2 separate regions of the Homo sapiens genome follow, and region 2 is linked to region 1. A link is a contact called in ENCODE Hi-C or POLR2A ChIA-PET data. All regions are on one chromosome and are shown on one strand. Each heading gives the region's core, a stretch centred on a gene start or an enhancer-like site at or near the end of the contact. The rest is flanking DNA. Distances are from core to core; before and after follow the strand shown.

What was found. A loop is a pair of places that touch in the nucleus more often than their neighbours do. ChIA-PET counts read pairs that join two places held with the same protein, here RNA polymerase II (POLR2A). Pooled maps may share reads with other maps.
Region 2: a loop to region 1 is called in a pooled map, with 3 times the contacts of the local background. The contact joins two enhancer-like sites. A Hi-C loop is called at or near these places in 1 of 50 pooled maps. POLR2A ChIA-PET finds 5 or more read pairs at or near these places in 2 of 52 experiments (activated CD4-positive, alpha-beta T cell and activated CD8-positive, alpha-beta memory T cell).

Annotation. Positions count from the first base shown.
Region 1 is chr1:109,160,720-109,164,451 of GRCh38, reverse strand. ELAPOR1 (endosome-lysosome associated apoptosis and autophagy regulator 1) reads right to left here. Exons shown (of 22, transcript NM_020775.5): 2 at 2,438-2,558. Among named protein-coding and RNA genes, the nearest start is that of ELAPOR1, 48 kb to the right of the region's middle. Within about 2 kb of position 2,016, at least 12 of the 41 ENCODE cell types and tissues checked have a DNase peak (open chromatin) inside an H3K27ac peak, as active enhancers do.
Region 2 is chr1:110,633,246-110,637,136 of GRCh38, reverse strand. No RefSeq gene overlaps it. Among named protein-coding and RNA genes, the nearest start is that of KCNA2, 29 kb to the right of the region's middle. RefSeq lists an enhancer at 2,215-2,404. Within about 2 kb of position 2,201, at least 14 of the 41 ENCODE cell types and tissues checked have a DNase peak (open chromatin) inside an H3K27ac peak, as active enhancers do.

The DNA of each region.
Region 1 (3,732 bases), core at 767-3,266:
CCCAGAAGTGAATGGGCTGCGAGCAGCTGAAGGGAGGAGCGCTGGGTTGGGGTCTAGGAGTTTGGCCCACTAAGATTTAGGGCCATGGCATTTACTGTGTGATTTGATTTTATTTTTCTTAAAAAAATTTTTTTTTCAGCAGTGATATTCCTTGCTATGTGTCATTCTATTTGTATGGAACGGCCAAAAGAGGTGAAGCCATAGAGACAGAAAGTAGATTTGTGGTTGCCAGGGGCTGTGGGGAGGGGCCTGGGGAGAGATTGCTAATAATATGAGGTTTCTTTTTAGGATGATTAAAATGTGAAATGAGAGTGATGATGGTTGCTGTGAATATTCTAAAAACCACTGAATTTTATCCTTAAAGGAATGAATTTCATGGCATATAAATTATATACCAATAAAGCTGTTATAAAAAAAATAGATCTAGGGCCACGGATGCTCTGCCTTGCTGTGGGACTTTGGGCTTGTTCCTGGCACTCGTTTCCTTTGGAGAGGTGCCCTGACCATTCTGAGAGCTCTCTGGTGAAGAAGATGCCAAGGTCTCTTGTGCTGACCCCTCTGAATGACACATGGCCCTTCAGCCTTGAATTTCTCCCTTGAGCCTCTGGCCTCTGCCTTTCTGGTTGTACTGCCACCATGCTAGGTGGAATTCTCATGACCTGTTAACTCAATCATTGCAATATCCTCCTAACTAGTTCCCTATTCTTATTTTTGCTCATTCTGTGGTCAGAGGTACCTTTCTAAAACAGATGTGATCAGGCACAGTGGCTCATACCTGTAAACCCAACACTTTGAGAGACCAAGGCAGGAGGATCACTTGAGCCCAGGAGTTTGAGGCCAACCTGGGCAACACAGTGAGACCCTGTCACTACCAAAAAAAAAAATGTTTAAATTAGCTGGGAGTGGTCGCGTGTGCCTGTAATCCTAGCTACTCAAAAGGCTGAGGTGGGAAAATTACTTGAGCCCAGGAGGTCGAGGCTACAGAGCTATGATTGCACCTCTGTACTTCAGCCTAGGAAACAGAGTGAGACCTTGTCTTTAAAAAAATAAAAAGTAAAACACGTATGTACTATTATTCTCCTTATTTTAAAAATAAACAGGCACTCCCTTTTGGTTCTAGAATTATGCTCTTGGCCTGGCATTCAAAGTTTTCCACGATTTCCCTGCAGCCTAACTTCCCAGCTTGACCTCCCACTACAAATCTTTTTTCACCTCAACTCCATCCATCACCTTCTCTGTGTTGCCTCTACCCTGGACCACAAGCTCTTCCTCAAATGTGTCACTCTTCATCCACGTCTAAACTTTTGCTCAAGTGGCCCTCCCAGCTATGCCTGATCCCTAAATATTCGTAACTCTCATTCTTTCTCATATCATATATGTCTGCCACCCACTAGGCTCTGCGCTCCTCTGGGGATGGCTGGCTCAGTGACTGGCACAGACTGGGAGCTTCATGAATGTTTCTGAAACAATGAGTGAATGAATGAATGTCTGCACTTTCCACCACCCTAAGCTTCTGAAAGCAGAGAGTGTGCCTTATTTGTCTTTGCAGTTCACACTGCATGTGCACATCATGGTGCTAACACATAGTGGGACTCACTGAAGTCAGCAGAGTTCAATGAAGATGGCTCATTTGTTTCCACTAGTCACACCTCAGTTCTGCTCAGGTCTCAGCAATATCCAGTCATTAATTTAACAAGTATTTATTTGCTCACTTACTCAACCAGGCACTGTACTAAGCTGATTTTAGAATTTAAATATCTTCAAACTCCTTTCCAACTCTTCAGATAATTCCTTAAATCTAGTGCCTGGTTTTTCTTGTTATTCCCTTTGCATTCCTAAAAGAATAATGCAGGGGAAACAGCTGCCAATTGTAGAAAAGTTGTGACTGCAGAGTCACAGAGGCGGGTGCTGGGGCTGCGGCAAGCCACTGCCTTTCCTATTGCACAATCAGACCCACAGTCAAGAAGATTCTTGTCTCCTGAAGTGATGCCTGGAGCATTTTAAAGGACGTCTCTGCAGAAACTTAGCCTCTCTGACTTCCTTTTTAAGAATGAAAGCAAATCTCAATCTTGCCTAATGACTGATTGTGGCTGGTGAGTGAGTGTAGATTGGAGAGACATACAAGGCAAAAATGAAAATGTATGCAAACAGAAAAGAATATCTGAGTGCACACAGCTGGCATTGCTTATGCTGTATCCACTGATGGGATTTAAATTCCTTTAAAAAATGAAAGCAAATTCAGATATCCAGTTTGCATTCATGAAATACTTCTGCACCAAATCTCATAAGGGTCTGGGATGTGGGGACTAATTGGGGAAAAGATCTGATTCCTTAATGCAGCTGCTCTGCCAGGAAGGGCCCAGATTGGATGGCAGGAGACTTGGGGGAGAGACCAAAGCTGAGTGACAGGGAGGCCCTGAGCAGGATAGCTGCTTACAGCACTCGGTGCCCTTGATGGGGTCAGGCAGGCTGGTGCACAGGCCCGGGGTATGCGGCACGGCGACCCTCCACCTGGAACCCGTGCTGTCACACGCCGTGTACTCATAGTGGTACTCAGACTGCAGGGGAGAGAACAGTGGGCGAAATGTGCATTAGCAGTGATCAAACATTAACAGCTTCCCACCCACTTCCCAGCACCATGGCTACTGATGCTCATCCTCTCAGAAATGGGCCCTGGGACCCCGGGCAGGGAGCTGATGATTATGAACCGAGTACAAGAACTACAATGATTTGGATCATTCCCTTCCACCCAGCCATGGTCTAGTCCCTAGAAATCATTTTTGTGTGTGACTCTCTTTGTTGTTATGTTTAAGTAGTGTCCTTATGGAGCAGAGGAACGTGGGAAAGGTAACTAAGGAACAGGCTAGAAATAGGTGGAATTTTTCTTATTCCAAAGTGTAGAATTTATGAACGAGGACATTCTAAATGGAAGGATGTTCTAAATGGAAGCCTTAGTCCACAAAAAATTTACAAAGGCTCCTCACAGAAGTGGTATGTATTTCTATTTCCCTGTGTTTCTTTTTTTTTTTTTTTTTTTTTTTTGAGACGGAGTCTCGCTCTGTCGCCCAGGCTGGAGTGCAGTGGGATGATCTTGGCTCACCGTAACCTCCGCCTCCTGGGTTCAAGCGATTCTCCTGCCTCAGCCTCCCGAGTAGCTGGGACTACAGGCGAGTGCCACCACGCCAGGCTAATTTTTGTATTTTTAGTAGAGACGGGGTTTCACCATGTTAGCCATGCTGGTCTCAAACTCCTGACTTTGTGATCCACCTGCCTTGGCCTCCCAAAATGCTGGGATTACAGGCATGAGCCACCACGCCTGGCCCTATTTCCCTGTGTTTCTTATGCTCCTTTCCACTCAGAAAGACTATGAATTCCCAATTGCATTTTATGAAAATATATTTGGCCGAGGCAGGTGATGTGCTCTCACTTGAGCCTGTTCATCCCTAATTTGTCTGTGCAATGGGAAACTCATAGTTTAATTGTTTTACCTGAGCTAAAAATAAATGGAATAACAACAAAACAACCAAATCAAGCATTAAGTAAAACAACAACAACAAACAGTTCCACTCAGAACAAAGAAAACACAATTGATGTGCCAAATGCCCTTAAGCGTTTCTTCCTCCTTTAAATCTGGTAATAAACAACAGACCATGGAATTAGTGATGATTTTGGCTCTGACAAGTATTTTACAATCTACACTTACCTAAAACTATATTCAAGCCCAGAGGTATT
Region 2 (3,891 bases), core at 952-3,451, 1.5 Mb before region 1:
CAGTCTCGACCTCCCTGGGCTCAGGTAATCCTCCCACCTCAGCCTCCCAAGAAGCTGGGAATACAGGCATGGACCACCATGCCTGGCTAATTTGGGGTTTTTTTGGTTGTTGTTTTTTTGGGGTTTTTTTTTGTTTGTTTGTTTGTTTTTTTGTGGAGACAGGGTTTTGCCATGTTGCACAAGCTGGTCTCAAACTCCTGGGCTCAAGCAATCTGCCTGCCTTGGTCTCCCAAAGCACTGGGATTACAGACATGAGCTACCACACCTGGCCTCAAATTTGATTTTAATGAGCATCAAGAGAAGCTCTACACCAACACCTTTGACTTGGTCATTGGGAAGGGCCCAAGGAGTACTGCTGCATGGCCCACTTATTTCAGAGTTCTTGGTGGCTGTCCCTCCTCTGTAGTCCTGGCTACCACCAGGTCATGCAGCCCCTCTGCAGGCCCAGCATTGGTGATAGAGCTCCCAAGGCTACCTCCTCCACTGTTGGACAGCATTTCACCAGCTAAGAGTTGGTGAGCGCTCATGGTGTGCTTCCCTCCTTGCCAGCCATTTTCCAGGAGTTCTTTAACTCATGGTAAGTATTATTATTATTCTCATATTCAGATAAGGAAACTGTGGCTTAGAGAAATTGACTCCTTTCTTTAAGGTCACAATAACTTAAAATTGGCAAAGCCAGGTTACAAACCCTGGGTTCTTAACTAGAAAAGGGTTGCAAACTACAATACCTGCAGACACCTGGGAATCAGCGAAACTGTGCAAATGTAAGAAAGGTGGAGGAAGTAGCACTTGTGAAAAACCACAGTGCATCTGCTTTATTCAGAAGAGGCAGCTGCCACCCACGTACCATTTATTGTTACATGAGAGAGTAGGAACTTGGGTGATCAGATCCTCCGATTTTTAAAAAGAGGCTATCCATATAGATTTGTAAGCATAATCTCCCAATTTGTGCTGATGACTGATGCAAGTTTTTTAAATCCCAGGGCAGAGCAGGCCAACACCAAGTGGGTTGCAGACCCACATCTGTGAGCAGGATTCAGGGTGGTGCCCATTGTGACTCTACTCTAGAGTCCAAGATCTTAACCATTAGACTTTACTGTCTTAAAATATCAGCTAGCTTTATCTCTGGTGAGTCACAATTTTTCTTCCTATTATCTCCATCTATTGGCCTCAGTTCTGTCATCTAGAGCAACAGGGATTCAAAAAACACTAGCCTCCTATGCCCTTTTCTAGGCTAAACATCCCCAGCCCCATAAGCATCCCCATTTTGGCTTGGTTGCAGGACCTTTACCATGCAGGCCCCATGATTCTAGGCACGCTCCAGACACACTCCCACCAGCTCACAGGACTCCCCACATCCACTGTGGAACTAAGTCCTACCCATCATGTCTGGTCTGTGTCAAGCAGAGCAAAGCAGGCTTCTAGCCCACTAGGACTCATCTGAGACTAGAACCCAAAGTCACCTGGCCTCCTTGGCAGCTAAGAATTTGCCTTAGTTTAATTGAAGAGATACTGACCCCCCAAACCCAGTGGGAGGCTTCTTGGCCTCTGCAGTGATTGTCAATTTGTGGGAAGTGACATCCCAAACACCAGCACTTTCCCATCATTGTCCTGATGGTCCACCCCTATCCTTGCAGGGACTGTTCCAGGGTCAGCCCTTTAACACCCATGGTTTTCAGGCCCACACCTGACCGATCTTCCCTTCTGAGAAGACAGCCATGACACCAAGAATCCCTCTTCTTATAAAACAAATCTCAAGCTCCTTCCAGTATCTCTGTCTCAATGTTGAGAGATTTTCCCACGATTCATCAGACCCACTCTAAGATTCACCCCCATTTCCTGATTCTCACTGTCCAGAAAATGCCATGTGCCAGACTATGAACCTGGCTGTAGCCACCTGTGGATCAGAAAAAAAAAAAAAAAAAGGGCGATGAGTCAAAGTAAGGATCCAGAGGGTCAGAGAAGTATCCCTGGTGGCTTAGCCAAAACCTCCACACCCAACAGCTATGGGCTTCACCATCTGAGTACCTCTTTTGATTCCAGTCCCACTCTCAACTTCCCTCATGAAATGAAGAACTGCAAATACGGTAACCTGCTATGGAAACTGAGAAAAGCAAAGCAGCCTATCTTTTATTCTCGCTCTGCCTTCTGGTCCTTCCCCGGGGCCACTGGGGCTGGAGCTGAGCCGAGCAGCTGGGTTTTCCCCTGAGCAGTGACTCACAGATGTAGTTTCTCTGGCACAAATCTTCAGAACAGTCCCAGCTGGGAAGTCTTCCTGGTGGCCAAGTGATCCCTCACAGCTGCCAGCCTGGCAACAAGGGATCCCAGCTGGTGCTAAGTGATGAAGAACAGGCCTGGGCTTTGTTCCTCAGCTAAAGAACCTGTCTGTTCCACTCACTGGATCCCAGATGTAATTCATCATCAAGGTCACTGAGGAGCACCCAAGCCCTTGGCCCATCAATACCACTTTAGTAAAGTCAGATTTCTGAGAGGCGTCACAACTACCACTAAAGAGCATCAGCTCATTGCCAAGTGCATTACAGAGGTCCTGGCACTACCCATGTTCCTGCCAAGTGCTTAGGCATTAAAATTGACTGGGGCAAGCAGAAGGGACACACTGCCAAGGATACACCCTCCAGTACAGGAAGGCAACAGGCTCACGCAGTGTCAGGGCTAGGCAAGATCATGATTTTTCACAGTTTTAGGCAGCAGAATCCTCTTTCCAAACAAAATCTCATGCAGAAGTCTAGAATTCTGGCAGATTCAAGGGTAGCTGCTCAGCTGGAGACCAAGGTGGGGCCAGGAACTGATCCCCTGCAGATTCCCTGTAATCTTCCCACCCCCCAGCTCTGCAACACCACCCAGGTACCTTTAGCCTCTTTCACTGAATCGCTGGGGTCCACCTGACAAGGCTGAAAACTTGCCACTCTGGTCAGCCTCTTGGCATTCAGAGGGGGAAACTGAGGCTGGTAGAATATGACATGCATTTCCCAAGGTCACATGGTGAATATGTACTACAAATTCAGGAGAATAAAAAGTCTTGTCAACCAAGCTTTTAGTGAACCAGAACATCTGTACAGACCGGCAGTCCATAAGGGTTGGAAGAGTAAGTGATTACAGACATAAAGTTAATTTTTATTTTGTCTCAGCCACTTTTTTGCTGCCTGTCCTCAGGCAAGTCACCCAAGTCCAGCTGGCCTAGGGCTGGATTACATCCAGTGGCCTTTTGAGGCATCCCCTGCTCATCTTTCATTATCTAGAACACGACAAGACCCCCTCTCAGAGCTGCCCACCCATTCCCTCCTCAGCCATCAAAGGCCTTGGCACCTGGCTCCCAGGCTTCCCCTCAAATTCAGTTATCACCCTGACATCCAGAATCCTGGGGACCAAAACCTTTGACCTTTTCCTCTCCAGGCTCCTACACCCTGACTCTGCTTGGGGACCCCACTCAAGGCCACATCCTGAACTTTGACGGGACTTGCACTCCTTGGGAATTTTAAACTCAAACATCCCACTCTCACCTCTCTGCCTTCAAGTTTCTTGCTTCTGAATCCCATATGCATGGTCTCTGGCATGTTTTTGATACCTTCCACCCTTGAGCACTGTCTTCTCTCCCCAGCCTATCAGTGTCCTGCTGTCAGCACTCCCACCAGTCCAGTAGCCCAGAACCCTTAGGCATTGCTTTAAGTACTTTCTTGCAAGATTTCCAACTCCAGCAACCCCCTTCCTGCTCCCTCACCAGCACAGTCCCACCCTGCATCAATAACATGGTGGCCTTTTCACTCCTTTACCCAGTCTAGGGGTCCCAATAGGGAAAATCCCATAGCCACAAGGAGAGGAAGTACTGCCACGTCCTTCCTTTTCACCAGGATCTGGGCAGAGTTCGGTCTG